2 separate regions of the Mus musculus genome follow, and region 2 is linked to region 1. The links are chromatin loops, found by intact Hi-C in ENCODE. Cell type or tissue: heart. All regions are shown on one strand. Links, peaks and the distances in the headings refer to the core of each region. The heading gives the core; the rest is flanking DNA.

Region 1 (8,180 bases), core at 1,835-6,834:
CCTATCCTAAATCATATAGGGGACTAATATCCAATATACATAAAGAATTCAAGAAGATGGACTCCAGAAAATCAAATAACCCCATTAAAAGTGGAGCTCATAGTTAAACAAAGAATTCTCACCTGAGGAATACCGAATGGTTGAGGAGCACCTGAAAAAATGTTCAGCATCCTTAATCATCAGGGAAATGAAAATCAAAACAACCCTGAGATTCCACTTCACTCCAGTCAGAATGGCTAAGATAAAAAATTCAGGTGACAGCAGATGCTACAGAGGATGTAGAGAAAGAGGAACACTCCTCCATTGTTGGTGGGATTGCAAGCTTGTAAAATCACTCTGTAAATCAGTCTGGCGGTTCCTCAGAAATATGGACATAGTACTACTGGAGGATCCCGCAATACCTTTCCTGGGCATATATCCAGAAGATGTTTCAATTAGTAAGAAAGACACATGCTCCTCTATGTTCATAGAAAACTTATTTATAATAGCCAGAAGCTAGAAAGAACCCAGAAGCCCCTCAACAGAGGAATGGATACCGAAAATGTTTTACATTTACACCGTGGAGTACTACTCAGCTATTAAAAAGAATTAATTTATGAAATTCCTAGGCAAATGTATGGGCCTGGAGGGCATCATCCTGAGTAAGGTAACCTAATCACAAAACCCAATCACATGATATGGACTCAAGTTAAGTGGATATTAGCCCAGAAACTTAGAATACCCAAGATATAAATACAATTTGCAAAACACATGAAACTCGAGAAGAAAGTAGATCAAAGTTTGGACACTTTAACCCTTCTTAGAATTGGAAACAAAACACCCATGGAAGGAGTTACAGAGACAAAGTTTTGAGCTGAGAAGATAGGATGAACCATCTAGAGACTGCCATACCCAGGGATCCATACCATAATCAGCCTCCAAATGCTGACACCATTGCATACACTAGCAAAATTTTGCTGAAAGGACCCTGATATAGCTGTCTCTTGTAAGCCTATTCTTGGGCCTACCAAACACAGAAGTGGATGCTCACATTCAGCCATTGGATAGATCACAGGACCCCCAATGGAGGAGCTAGAGAAAGTACCCAAGGAGATAAAGAGATTTGCAACCCTATAGTTGGAACAACAATATGAACTAACCAGTAACCCCCGGAGCTCGTGTCTCTAGCTGCATATGTATCAGAAGATGTCCTAGTCGGCCATCAGTGGAAAGAGAGGCCCAATGGTCGTGCAAACTTTATATACCTCAGTAAATGGAAATGCCAGGGCCAAGAAGTGGGAGTGTGTGGGTAGGGGAGTGGAGGGGGAGGGTATAGGAGACTTTTGGGATACCACTGGAAATGTACATGAAGAAAATACCTAATTAAAAAAAAGAATATAGACATTGAAGAGATATTTGTCTTTTAATGCCTTATAGTCTGACTGAGAGATAAAGGAAGGAGTAATTGGTTATTCAGGGATAAAAGCATTAGATAGGGTTAATTGTAGGCAATTTAGATTAAACTGAATAAGCCAAAGAATGACAAAATGACAAAGATCTTCAGAGGTATTATCTTTATAGACAAAAAAAATTCTCATCATGATTATAAATGTATGTTCCCACAAATACCAGCTTTTGTAAATAAACAAATCAAAGAAGCAAAAAGAATGAGCATGTCCATGACTGATACATGAAATTATGAGATTGGACAATTTTTGTGACCTTGAGTTCTGTGATAAAAAATATTGCGGGATTGTTGGGTGATGCTGTTTGCATATCATTTGAATACACTTATAAAATGTGTGAGAGAAATGAACTGCAATCCACGAAGGTGAATATGGTACAATCTATATCTACTTCTTAAACAAAGTATGCAAAAGGAATTTACATCATTTGCTAGTGAAATCAAAGTAAACGAAAACAGAATGAGGGGAGAACATGTGGAAAACAAACCTTGTAATGAGGAATTTGGTGGTTTAAGAGCACCCTGTTTCAACCTCAGTACTCAGACAGTAAGAATGAGGAATACTTAGAGGTCTTCTAAATTGCAAATTCAAGAGGGACTGGTTCCTCGAGAAATGTAACAAAACGTGCAGTACATAACAAGTAATGTCAAACATTGCTGTGGGTATGCTGTCATCCTGAGGCTATTGTAGCTACTTCTGGATTATAGACAAAATACCATAAACCCATCCTCTTCATGATGTAATTCTCAGTCTGAACCAATCGTTAAACATTTCCATCTCACAGCCTCACACATAAGAAAGCCTGAAGTCAAATAGACAACCTAAGGCACTGGGTTTAATCACCACTTCCCACAGCAATTTTATTACTATAACGCATGAGCAAAAATGATTTCCTCAAAATTTCACATGAAGCACTGGAGATGCTGATGTTTGAACATGGAATTTATTATGAAAGCAAGAAACAAGCAAGGTGGTTTTACAGGAAGCAAAAGATGTTCAAAGCTTAGCCAAAGATGATAGATGAAGACAATTTTTTGTTTCTTCCCAATGGGTACAGGAGACAAGACATCCATCTTAGTACTACTCTGGGATTCAATTCAGGCAAGACCATGACTTAGTTCTATTATTCTCCATGGAAGTGTGATGCAGAATCCACTGTGGAAAAACCGTTGAACTTGATCTTATTCTGACAGTTTCAAGGACAAATCATTGTCTAAAGCTCCCCTCGATAAGGGGCCTTGCATCCTGAAACACACAGAGCAAGACACAGCAGTGAGTGACCCTGGAGGCAAGTGGGGAAGAAATGCACGATCTAGGTGACATGGACTAGAGAAGCATTTGACTTCAGTGTCTTTCAGTTTATATCAGACAATAAAACCAGACATAGTATTTAGGGAATTTTCAACATCATCCCAGGGGTTAACCTATTTCCAGGTCTCTAAAACCTACCTCAGAGAAAGCTGGGCTAGCAATTAAAAATATTGCTTTTACCATCCATGTGATGAGCAATACTTCCTTGATACCCATTGGGTAAATGCATTTGTTAAAAGTCTCAGAGTAAACTAGAAAATACACTCAATATGGACAGACACATTTATGTCAGTATTTTCAAAGTATTTCTGATAAAAGTCCCCAAAAGGACAGATTTTCACTGTAATGACATGGCTAAAAATGGAGAAAAATCTGATAGTAAGTGTGAATATAGTTTCTGCAGACCCATAACCTGAATAGTTAATAGACTGGGAACAGCATGCCTCTCCCTCAAGGTATCCCTGGTTCCCAGTAAGTGTGTACGATGAATTCAGGGAATTGAAGAAAGGGGGAAAGTGTCTATGACTTTTAAAAGAGCACATGAATGAATGGGAAAAGATGACTCAGGAGTTAGATTGGGGGTGTTCAGACAGGCTTTGAGTGAATGAAGGGCATTATACACTGTGAGTATAACTCTAGTGTCTCATACTTGCACTGTGTACATTCAGATCTCTCTTTAAAGTAGATGTCAGAGGGAAACGTCCCTGGTGACAGAAAGAACCACTGAAGTCATCCATGTCCAGGGGCCAGACCACGGCACCTCCTAAATTGTTGTCCTTGACCCACTGAGCCTGTTGAAACAGAGAGCATTTAGTCACTTATTTCCTGGGAATCAGGCTGCAATCTCAGCACATTCAGTGTTCTAAGCTTACCTTCAACTTGAAGCTCCTGACATTGTCATAACCAACCCACTCATTACCCTGATAGGCATAGGGTACTTCCTGGGGGGCATCCCAGACCTCAGTGGCTCCTTCATTCAGAAATGTGCAAATCTTTAAACAAATAGATTCAGATCCTTTAAATATTAATTCCAAAATGGGAAAAAATGCAATTTATTTATCATTTCTCCATTCTCTTGTGGAGTTTTCTCCATTTTCTAATGAGCCTTTAATTGTCTTACAGTAAACAGACATTTCCCTGAATTTCCTGGTTCTACAGGGTACGTCTAGACATTCCACAGACTAGGGAAGTAATCTAACTTGAGGTGAATCACCAGTCCTCAATACCACATTTTTACTTTCTGAAATTTTGTCCTGATTAATACCTAAGATAGTAGTATTCAAACTGAAAGTTTTTCTATCTCAGCCTCCTGTAGGTTGATATTCTAAGTATTTATCGAGAGGTTTCTCAGTAATCTTCTTAGCTTATACTGCCATACTGTGATTCCATCTATCTATGCACATTTCTGTGCATTGAACTTGAGGTCAAGCATATCAAACTGGGCAAGGACACAACGGAATACTAATGCTTGAATTATTTTTAAAATGTTCACGTACTGCCTTCATACTTATAGTGTATTTTTAGAATCCATCCTAGCAGTAAATAAATATCCTATAGTCATAAATATAGTAATATTTATGAATATTATTGTTTGGTATGTTGTACCAACTTGTATGTTGTAAAGTACCTCTCATTATTAATTATATAAGAGTATACTATAAACATTTGTAAGCACTTGTCATATTGTATCTGCTTAGGAAGAGTACATACTGTATACACTAAACATACACTTCAGCTGATTCCAATTCTAAAACATAGAAATGGGTCTGTAAATCACTGAGCACACTAAAACCAATATATTTACCTCATAGTAAGCCAGGAGTCCGGGTACATGCGTGTACGTCCCTGGTGGGCCAGCACTAACAGTAGGGGCACCAATTCCAGTCTTAGAAGGGTCACTCAGGATAAAGGTATGTCCATATGCTGGAAATCCCACAATGAGCTTCTCAGAAGCTGCTCCATGGTCCTTCCAGTAGGAAATGATTGAATCCTGTAGTGAGAGAAAGTAAAATTTTTGCTAGAGCATCTGGTAACCTGTGTTTGTATAGGTTAGTTCTCCCCTCTTGTATCTCCAATTGTGTGAATTTATAGCTAAGAAATAAAATCCGTTTCAAAATGGATTACTTAGTTACAGTTTTTCAGATACAATAAATGGCATAGGCTCATGCATTAATCTCTCAATTCCACTTGAATCTGTTAATGTCTTACCACATTGAGATCAGCACTCTTTCCAGTGTCAAATGGAGATTTATAGAGGGAACTATTTTCTCCAGTGTTGTCATCCTTGGGATCATGGAGATCATATGTCATGACCTGAATATAGTCAAGAGACCTGGAGTAAAGGAAAGTTCTTAGAATCAATGTTTTCATTACATTTCTTCAATTACATCCTTATATTCTTCCCTAATATACACCCTAATATATGCATCATTTTTCTCCCCATGGACTCCTGTCTTGTTCTCTGATTTCTTTTTGTTTACTGCTATGTGTGCTGAAAAAAAATGTATGTGTAAAGTTATCATCTACCACTCCAAAGAACAAAAATAAAGCAAAAGTATAATAGGACATCAGTGAAATAAAACAGTTAGAATTTAGATTGTTAATATACTTAAGAAAGCATGTGTCTTAGGGGAGACTAAGATAAAGATCATGACATAGAAAGGAATAAAGGATATAGAAAAGAAAATTAAGTTAATGTACTTCCTCATAATCTAAATAAAGTCTAATACTCATAATATATTTGAATACAAGTAATATGAATCAGTAATACAACTGCTGCAAAAAAGACGAGCTATTAAATGAAAATATCAGTCTCAGGCATGTTACACATCTAATACATAATTTTTGTACAGTCATCAGAGACAGCAAAAACAATCCAGCATATTGCAAATGCTCCAGGATGTTCAACATAACTTGATACTAAAACTGTACTGATGAACAATGCACATTAGCTGTAGACATGGAGAAATCAACCTGAAACTTATGATGCAATCTCTCTTCCTACTGGAAACCTACATCATGACCAATATATCAGTTAGACTTCTGAGGTAAAAAGACACCAATTGTCTTACCCATGCCATAAAAGTTATACACTAATGGCATTATCATTATAGAGGTAATAACCTGCTTTCTGAATGTGCATGAGGCTGAAATTTGGGTCTATTTTATACCTGTCACAGTAAATCAGCCTAAACATTCATGCTTTAGAAACTCACAGGCCCAACATGGAACCAACATTTGTTGTTTTGCTAGATTGTCATAGTATTAAACTATCATTCAAATATGCTAATGTTTCCATAGCTATATGATGCTCTAGAGTTTTTTTTCCCAGAATATCTGCTCCTTTTAAATAAAAGTTCTTAATTCATACACTCATTATTGGTTAAAGTACAGAATCTTAAGTAAGTCTTCTCAGCTATAGACATGGCATTTCTACTAACATCCCTCATAGTCAAGGTTCAAAGAATATGATACAAGAGGGTTAATGGAGAATTTACTGCTGCTAAAATAAGGAAAGAAAATGGAGAAATGCTGATTTCTTCACCATATGTGGCTAATGGAAACATCTCTCTGATGACTAAAGATGTTGAACATTTGTTTAGGTGCTTCTCCGTCATTTGATATTATTCAGTTGAGAATTCTTTGTTTAGTTTTATACACCATTTTAAAGGAGTTGTTTGGTTCTCTGGATTCTAACTTCTTGACTTCTTTGTATGTATTGGATATTAGCCCAATATCAGATGTAAGATTGGAAAAAATCTTTTCCCAATCTGTTGGTTGCTATTTTGTCCTATTGACAGCCTCCTTTACCTGACAGAATTTTTACAATTTTATGAGGTCCTATTTGTCAATTGCTTATCTTACAGCATAAGCCATCAGTGATGTTCTCAGGAAATTTCCCCCTGTGCCCATGTGTTCGAGGCCCTTCCTCCACTTTCTCTTGTATTCGTATCAGTGTACCTGGTTTTATTTAGAGGTTCTTGAATCAGTTGGACTTGAGCTTTGTACAAGGATATAAAAATGAATTGATTTGCATACTTCTACATGCTTGTCTACTGTTGAATCAGCACCATTAGTTGAAAATGCTGTCTTTTATCCACTGAATGGAAAAAAAAAAAAGATCAAGTGATAATATGTGTGGGGGTTTATATCTGGATCTTCAATATTGTTCCATTTATTTACTTGCCTGTCTTTGTACCAATACCATGCAGTTTTTAATCACTATTGAGCTTGAGGTCAGTGATAGTGATTTCCCCAGAAGTTCTTTTATTGATGAGAATAGTTTTCACTATCCAGGGATTTTGGTTATTCCAAATGAATTTGCAATTTACTCTTTCAAACTCTATGAACAGTTGAGTGGGAAATTTTATGGGGATTGCATTGAATCTGTTCATTGCTTTTGGCAGGATGACAATTTTTACTATATTAATCCTCCCAACCCGTGAAGTTGGGAGTTTTTTCCATATTCTGAGATCTTCTTTGAATTCTTTATTCAGGGACTTGATATTCTTGTCATACAGATCTTTTGCTTGCTCAGTTAGAGTCACACCAAGGTATTTTATATTATTTGTGACTATTGTGAAGGGTGTTGTTTCTCTAATTTCTTTATCAAACTGTTTATCCTCTGAGTAAAGGAAGGCTACTGATTTTTTTTTAAATTAGTTTTCTATCCAGCCACACTGTTGAAGTTTTTTTATCTATTGTAGCAGTTCTCTGGTGGAATTTTTGGGGCTACTTAATTATACTATCATATCATCTGTAAATAGTAATATTTGATTTCTTCCTTTCCAATTTTAATGCCTTTAACCTCCTTTTGTTGTCTAATTTCTCTAGTTAGAAATTTGAGTACTATATTGAATAGGTAGGTAGAAAGTGGGCAGCCTAGTTTATTCCCTGAATTTAGTGAGAGTGCTTCAAGTTTAGCTCCATTTAGTTTGATGTTGGCTACTGGTTTGCTGTATATTGCTTTTACTATGTTTAGGTAGAGGCCTTGAATTTCTGATCTTTCTAAGACTTTTACCATGAAGTGTTGTTGAATTTTGTCAAATGCTTTCTCAGCACCTAATGAGTTGATCTTGTGTTTTGTTTTGTTTTGTTTTGTTTTTTTCTGAGTTCACTTATATAGTGGATTACAATTATGGATTTTCATATATTAAAGCATCCCTCCATCTCTGGGCTGCTAGTCTACCACAAACAAGTCAGAATGGGTATGATCAAAAACATAGGTGATGGTAGATACTGGTGAAGATGTGGAGAAAGAGGAATACTTCTCCATTACAAGCTTGTATACCTGCTCTGTAAATCATTCTGGTGGTTCCTCAGAATACCGGACATAGTATAACTTTAGGGCCCAGCTATGCCACTCCTGGGCATATACCCAAAAGATGCTCCAACATAAAAGAAGGACACATTCTCCACTATGTT
Region 2 (8,180 bases), core at 1,524-6,523, 150 kb after region 1:
AGTATCAGATTTTTCTCGATTTTTAGCCATGTCATCACAGTGTAAATCTGTCCCTTTGGGGACTTTTACCAGAAATACTTTGAAAATACTGACATAAATGTGTCTGTCCATATTGATTGTATTTTCTAGTTTATTCTGATATTTTTAACAAACTCATTTACCCAATGGGTATCAAGGAAGTATTGTTTATGACATGGATGGTAAAAACAATATTTTTAATTGCTAGTCCAGCCTGCTCTGAGGTAGGTTTTTGAGACCTGGAAATAGGTTAAACACTGGGATGATGTTGCAAATTCCTTAAATACTATGTCTGCATTTATTGTCTGATAGAAACTGAAAGACACTGAAGTCAAATGCTTCTCTAGTTCATGTCCCCTAGATTGTACATTTCTTCCCCACTTGCCTCCAGTGTCATTGCTGTGTCTTTCTCTGTGTTTCAGGTTGCAAGGGCCCTTATTGAGAGGAGCTTTACACAATGATTTGTCCTTGAAACTCTCAGAATAAGATCAAGTTCAACGGTTTTTCCACAGTGCATTCTGCATCATGCTTCCATGGAGAATAATAGAAATAAGTCATGAACTTTCCTAAATTGAATCCCAGAGTAGTACTAAGATGGATGTCTTGTCTGCTGTACCAGCTGGGAAGAAACAAAAAATGCTCTTCATCTGTCAGCTTTGGCTAAGCTCTGAACATCTTTTGCTTCCTGTAAAACCACCATGCTTGTTTCTTGCTCTCACAATAAATTCCACATTCATAGCATCAGCATCTCCAGTGCTTCATGTGAAATTTTGAGGAAATCATTTCTGCTCGTAGGTTTATAGTAACAAAATGGCTATGGGAAGTAGTGATTAAACCAAGTTACTCTGGATTTTCTGTATCACTTCAGACTTTGAAATGGAACTGTTTAATTATTGGTTCAGACTGCAATGACAACATGAAGAGGATGGGTTTATGGTACTTTGTCTATAATCCAGAAGTAGCTACAGTAGTCTCAGGATTACAGCATACACACAGTGATGTTTGACATAACTAGTTATGCACTCCAAGACATTTTTATACATGTCTTGAGAAACAGTGTTGTTTTTTGCCCTTCTTGATTTTGCAGCTCTTGAAGACCTCTAAATATTCCTCATGATTTGCTGCCTGGGTATTGTAGTTGAAATAGGGTCCTCCCATACCAACACATTCCTTGGTATCAGATTTGTTTGTCACAAGTTCAAACCTCTTTCTAGTTTAGTTTACTTGGCATTCACTATCAAATGATTTTAACTCCTTTTGCATACTTTAAGAAGTGAATATAGACTTTACAATATTCACCTTCTTTGGATGCAGTTAATATCTCTCAGACATATTCATTATTGTATTAAAATGTTATTCAAACAGTATCACCAAACAATCCTACAACATTTTTTATCACAGGACTCAAGATATCACTAAAACTCAGCCAATTTCAAACTTTTTTATATCAGTCATGGACATACTCATTCTTCTTTCTTATTCTGACTTTGATTATTTTCCAAACCTGATATTTGTGTGCACATACATATTTTATCAACTTGAGAATTTGTATTGGCCCTAACAATAATGTCTTTACAGATCTTTGGTATTTTATCATTCATCAGCATATTCAGTTTAATGTAAATTGCATGCAATTAACTCTATCTAATCTTTTTATCCCCCAAATAATACTAATTATTTCTTCCTTTATCTCTTGGTTAGACTATCTATCACTCTGGTAAATTTACAAATTTCTCTTCAATGTTAATTTTAGTTTTTGAATGAATACCTAGAAATAAAAGTGCTATATCCTGTATTAAAAAAGAGGAATCTACCATCATGAATACAAGAGTAGATAAACTTTGACTCAGTTATAGGTAGAAGAAAAGTCTATTTGTGATGCTCTAGGCATGTGAGCCAAGATTCCTAGACTTCTTAGGTAGAGCAGTTGATGTTGAATATATTTAAATTTTATTTAAGTATTAGCAAGCTATTCATAAATATAATACATGTGATATACATTTCATATTATATATTACTTTTAAAATATATTCTATATTTTAAATATACATTATGAATTCACAGATATATAGAGATATGCATTAAAGTTGAAAAACAATATAATTCCTTACTTTTTGACACATTTGATCATTCACATTATAGGTTTTATTTTAGAAAAGAGTAACTAAGAGATAGACCCATTGAGTGTCATATCTATCCCTAGTTTCTAACTTCAAAGCCCACTGCTGACAGTGATTACATTGAATTATTTGTGGGTTTTTTTTCATTTTTATTTTTTATATTCTTTAATTCTTTTTAAGAGTCCATTCTTTATCCCCCACCCTTCCTGCCCCCTGAGCACTCCCCATCCTATAGTTCCTCCCACATACCTCCACCCTAGCAAGCCTACCCACACCCTGGGGCCTCAAGTCTCTCCAGGGTTAGGTGCATTCTTTCTCACCAAGGGCAGAGGGCAGATAAAGCAGTCTCTGCTGTATATGTGTTGTTGGCCTCATATAACATATTGTATTCTGCCTGGTTGGTGGCTCAGTGTCTGAGGGTTCTCAGGGTTCCAGGTTAGTTGAGATTGCTGGTCTTCCCATGGGGTTGCCCTCCTCCTCCAGCTTATCCCCAATTCAACCACAGAAGTCCCCAGCTTCAGTCCATTGGTTGGCTGCTAGTTACCTACATCAGAATCTTTCTGCTGCTTGTTGGGCTTCTTGCAAGCCAATCATGCTACGCTCCTGTCTGCAAGCACACCACAGCATCAGTAAAAGTGTCAGGCCCTGGGGCCCCTCCTTGAGCTTTAACCCAATTTGGGCTGGTCTCTGGATCTCCATTCTATCATTTTCTTCTCTATTTTTGTTCCTTCAGTCAGGAGAAATTCTAAGATAGATCTTTTGACAGTGGGATAGCAATCTCCTCCCTCTAGTTGATATCCTGCCCCACCACTCGAGGTGGACAGTACAATTTCACCCTCTCCACTGTAGAGCACTTCATCAGAGGGCTAATATCCAAATTATATAAATTAACAATCTAACCACTGAAAAACCAAAGAACCCAATCAAAAATGGATTATAGAAACTAAGCAAGGAATTCACAACAGAGGAACCTTGAATGGCTGAGAAGCACTTGAAAAAATGTTCAAAGTCCTTAGTGATCAAGGAGATGCAAATCTAAATGATCCTGAGATTCTATCTTACACCAATCAGAATGGCTAAGATCAAAACACAGGTGACAGCACATGTTGGCAAGGATATGATAAAAGAGCATTCCTCCGCTGCCGGTGGGATTGCAAACTGGCACAACCACTCTGGAAATCAATGTGGAGGTTCCTCAGAAAATTGGAAATAGATTTACCTGAAGAACTATTTGTTTTTAATGAGGAATTCAGATTCTTTGCCAGACATTTGGTAGCTTTAAAATGAGAGTGAAGCAGACTTTTTGACTTATAATCACAACTGAACATAATGTCTATTGCAGTGTATTTTAGTGAATTCCGTGCAAAAGTCTACAGAGAACAAAGGCTGTGGGATCAAAACTAAATGAGAATTTCTATGGCAAACATTTCAGTGGCATCCACTGTAAACCCTTCTGGCACATACAAACACTACCATTACAGGAATTACCCCAGCTCCCAATTAAGAATGGTGACAAATTATTCACAAATACACTTAAAAACTGCCAATTCCTACCAGGTGCCTGTCAACATTAGTTAATATTTGATCCACTGGATGGAGTGTTAATCTTATGTTAATCCATAATCTTTCTTCTCCAGTGAGGGCTGGGTGAAGGAAAATGTGTCACAAGTGATGACTCATAGAATATAGAGGCAGACAAAGTTGGGGTCCCGGATCCCATAGGGACTAGTCTATGCAGGTGACAGTATGGACTACAGAAGCAACACAGCTTCTGGGACAGGCAGAAGCAACACATCTTCCGGGACAGGCCCTGATTCAGGCTCCAGGCATCCGGGCACCTTCCCCCACCAGAGGAGAGGTGTCCACGCCACCTGGGAGGGCTCTGCGGCAGAGCACCTAGGGGAGCCATCTTGGGTCCCGGATCCCTCAGTACCTAGTCTACACAGGTGAGTGTGCAGACTACAGAAGCTACACAGCTTCTGAGACAGGCGGAAGAGACACAGCTTCTAAGACAGGCCCAGTTTCGGGCCTTCATCTTCAGCCAGGAGGCAGTTCCGAACGCCAGATATCTGTGCACCTTCCCTGCAGGAGGAGAGCTTGCCGGCAGATGGTACTCTGATCGGGTCTGCTGACAGAGGCTAACAGAATCACAGGAGGAACAAGCTCCGACCAGAGACAACTTTAACAACTAATTCCAGAGATTGCCAGATGGCAAAAGGCAAACGTAAGAATCTTACTAAGAGAAACCAAGACCACTCACCATCATCAGAAGCCAGCACTCCCACCTCAGCCAGTCCTGGATACCCCAACACACCTGAAATGCAAGACTCAGATTTAAAATTATATGTCTTGATGCTGGTAGAAGACATTAAGAAAGACTTTAATAACTCACTTAAAGAAATAAAGGAGAACACTGCTAAAGAGATAGAAGTCCTTAAAGAAAAACAGAAAAACACATCCAAACAGGTGATAAAAATGAACAAAACCATGCAAGACCTAAAAAGGTAAGTAGACACAATAAAGAAAACCCAAAGTGAAGCAACACTGGAGATAGAAACCCTAGGAAAGAAATCTGGAACCATAGATGAGAGCATCAGCAACAGAATACAAGAGATGGAAGAGAGAATCTCAGCTGCAGAAGATTCCATAGAGAACATTGGCACAACAATCAAACAAAATGCAAAATGCAAAAAGATCCTAACTCAAAACATCCAGGAAATCCAGGACACAATGAGAAGACCAAACCTGCGGATAATAGGAGTAGATGAGAATGAAGATTCTCAACTTACAGGGTCAGCAAATATCTTCAACAAAATTATAGAAGGAAACTTCCCAAACATAAGAATGAGATACTGGGATTCCACCAAGACTGGCCTGCACAGGTGAGTGTGGACTGCAGAGGCTAACAGCTTCTGGGTCAGGCAGAAGCCACATAGCTTCTGGGGCAGACCGAGTTTCAGACTCCAGACACCCGGGCACCTTCCCTGCCAGAGGAGAGGAGTCTGACCCGAACTGGAGGGCTTTGCCACAGCATCTGGGGGAGCCATCTTGGTTCCGGGATTCAACCAAGACTATTCTGTGCAGGGGAGAGTGTGGACTGCAGAAGCTAACAGCTTCTGGGTCAGGCGGAAGTCACAGAGCTTCTGGGGCAGACCATGTTTCAGGCTTCAGACACCTGGGCACCTTTCCTGCCAGAGGAGAGGTGTCTGTCTTGCCCAGGAGGGCTTTGCCACAGCATCTGGGGGAGCCATCTTGGTTCCGGGATTCAACCAAGACTACTCTGCGCAGGTGAGAGTATGGACTACAAAAGCTACACAGATTCTGGAACAAGCCCTGTTTTGGGCCTTCATCTTCTGCCAGGAGGCAGATCTGAATGCCAGATATCTGTGCATATTCCCTGCAAGAGGAGAGCTTGCCTGCAGAGAGTGCTCTAACCACTGAAACTCAGGAGAGATCTAGTCTTCCAGATCTGCTGATAGAGGCTAACAGAATCAGAAGAGGAACAAGCTCTAACCAGAGTCAACTATAACAACTAACTCCAGAGATTACCAGACTGCAAAAGGCAAAAGTAAGAATCTTACTAACAGGAAGCAAGACCACTCACCATCATCGGAACCCAGCACTCCCACCTCAGCCAGATCTGGGTACCCTGACACACCTGAAAAGCTAGACCCGGATTTAAAAGCATATCTCATGTTGATGGTAGAGGATATAAAGAGGGACTTTAATAACTCACTTAAAGAAATACAGGAGAACACTGCTAAATAGTTACAAGTCCTTAAAGAAAAACAGGAAAACACAACCAAAGATGTGGAAGTCCTTAAAGAAAAACAGGAAAACACATCCAAACAGGTGATAGAAATGAACAAAACCATACTAGACCTAAAAAGGGAAGTAGACACAATAAAGAAAACCCAAGCAGATAACCCGGGCCTGACCTGGGGCACAAGTCACTTCCGCTCCACTTGAGCACCTGGGTGCCTTGCCAGCGGAGTCTCCCGACACCCGCAAGGGCCCAAACAGGATTCCCCACGGGATCCTAAGACCTCTGATGAGTGGAACACAGCGTCTGCCCAAATCCAATCGCACGGAACCTGAAACTGAATTAACTAGGGAAGCAGACAACCCGGGCCTGACCTGGGGCACAAGTCCCTTCCACTCCACTCGAGCACCGGGGTGCCTTGCCAGCGGAGTCGCCTGACACCCGCAAGGGCCCACACAGGATTCCGCACGGAATCTTAAGACATCTGGTGAGTGGAACACAACTTCTGCCAGGAGGCAGGTTCGAACACCAGATATCTGGACACCTTCCCTGCAAGAAGAGAGCTTGCCTGCAGAGAATACTCTGACCACTGAAACTAAGGAGAGAGCTAGCCTCCCAGGTCTGCTTATAGAGGCTAACAGAGTCACCTGAGGAACAAGCTCTAACCAGAGACAACTATAACAGCTAGCTTCAGAGATTACCAGATGGCAAAAGGCAAACGTAAGAATCCTACTAACAGAAATCAAGACCACTCACCATCATCAGAATGCAGCACTCCCACCCCACCTAGTCCTGGGCACCCCAACACAACTGAAAATCTAGACCCAAATTTAAAAATATTTCTCATGATGATGGTAGAGGACATCAAGAAGGACTGTCATAACTCACTTAAAGAAATAAAGGAGAGCAATGCTAAAGAGGTACAGGTCCTTAAAGAAAAACAGGAAAACACAACCAAACAGTTAGAAGTCCTTAAAAAAAAAAAAACAGGAAAACACATCCAAACAGGTGATGGAAATGAACAAAACCATACTAGAACTAAAAAGGGAAGTAGACACAATAAAGAAAACCCAAAGCGAGGCAACGCTGGAGATAGAAACCCTAGGAAAGAAATCTGGAACCAGAGATGCGAGCATCAGCAACAGAATACAAGAAATGGAAGAGAGAATCTCAGGTGCAGAATATTCCATAGTGAACATCGGCACAACAATCAAAGAAAATACAAAATGCAAAAGGATCCTAACTCAAAACATCCAGGAAATCCAGGACAAAATAAGAAGACCAAACCTATGTATAATAGGAGTTGATGAGAATGAAGGTTTTCAACTCAAAGGGCCAGCAAATATCTTCAACAAAATAATAGAAGAAAACTTCCCATACATAAAGGAAGGGATGCCCATGATCATACAAGAAGCCTACAGAACTCCAAATAGACTGGACCAGAAAAGAAATTCCTCCAGACACATAATAATCAGAACAACAAATGCACTGAATAAAGATAGAATATTAAAAGCAGTAAGGGAGAAATGTCAAGTAAGATATAAAGGCAGACTTATCAGAATTACACCAGACTTTTCACCAGAGACTATGAAAGCCAGACGAGCCTGGACAGATGTTATACAGACACTAAGAGATCACAAATGCAAGCCCAGGCTACTATACCCGGCCAAACTCTCAATTACCATATATAGAGAAACCAAAGTATTCCATGACAAAACCAAATTCACACATTATCTTTCCAAAAATCCAGGCCTTCAAAGGAAAATAATAGAAAAAAAAAAAAAAAAAAAACAATACAAGGACGGAAATCACACCCTAGACAAAGCAAGAAAGTAATCCCAAAACGAACCAAAAAGAAGACTGCCACAAGGAAAGAATGCCAACTCTAACAACAAAAATAAAAGGAAGCAACAATTACTTTTATATCTTAATATCTCTTAATATCAATGGACTCAAATCCCCAATAAAAAGACATAGACTAACAGAATGGCTACACAAACAGGACCCAACATTCTGCTGCTTACAGGAAACCCATCTCAGGGAAAAAGACAGACACTACCTCAGAGTGAAAGGCTGGAAAACAATTTTCCAAGCAAATGGTCTGAAGAAACAAGCTGGACTAGACATTCTGATATCAAATAAAATAGACTTCCAACCCAAAGTTATCAAAAAAGACAAGGAGGGACACTTCATACTCATCAAAGGTAAAATCCTCCAAGAGGAACTCTCAATTCTGAATATCTATGCCCCAAATGCAAGGGCAGCCACATTCATTAAAG

Evidence for each region. Hi-C counts contacts between places; a loop is a spot of excess contacts. Peaks named below come from ENCODE experiments on the same cell type or tissue, not always from the same donor. Only the 100,000 strongest peaks of a DNase experiment are listed, where the experiment ranks them.
Region 2: a loop joins it to region 1, with 2.8 times the contacts of the local background. A loop is called at or near these places in 8 of 42 quality-filtered maps.

The regions. Positions count from the first base shown.
Region 1 is chr3:106,294,251-106,302,430 of GRCm38, reverse strand. It overlaps the pseudogene Gm6522. Among named protein-coding and RNA genes, the nearest start is that of Chil4, 79 kb to the right of the region's middle. In heart, for the core only: no CTCF peak of the experiment used is centred there; no DNase peak of the experiment used is centred there.
Region 2 is chr3:106,140,133-106,148,312 of GRCm38, reverse strand. It overlaps Chil3 (chitinase-like 3), which reads left to right. Exons shown (of 11, transcript NM_009892.3): 11 at 441-759. The coding sequence ends at 460. Among named protein-coding and RNA genes, the nearest start is that of Chil3, 23 kb to the left of the region's middle. In heart, for the core only: no CTCF peak of the experiment used is centred there; a DNase peak (open chromatin) is centred at 4,052.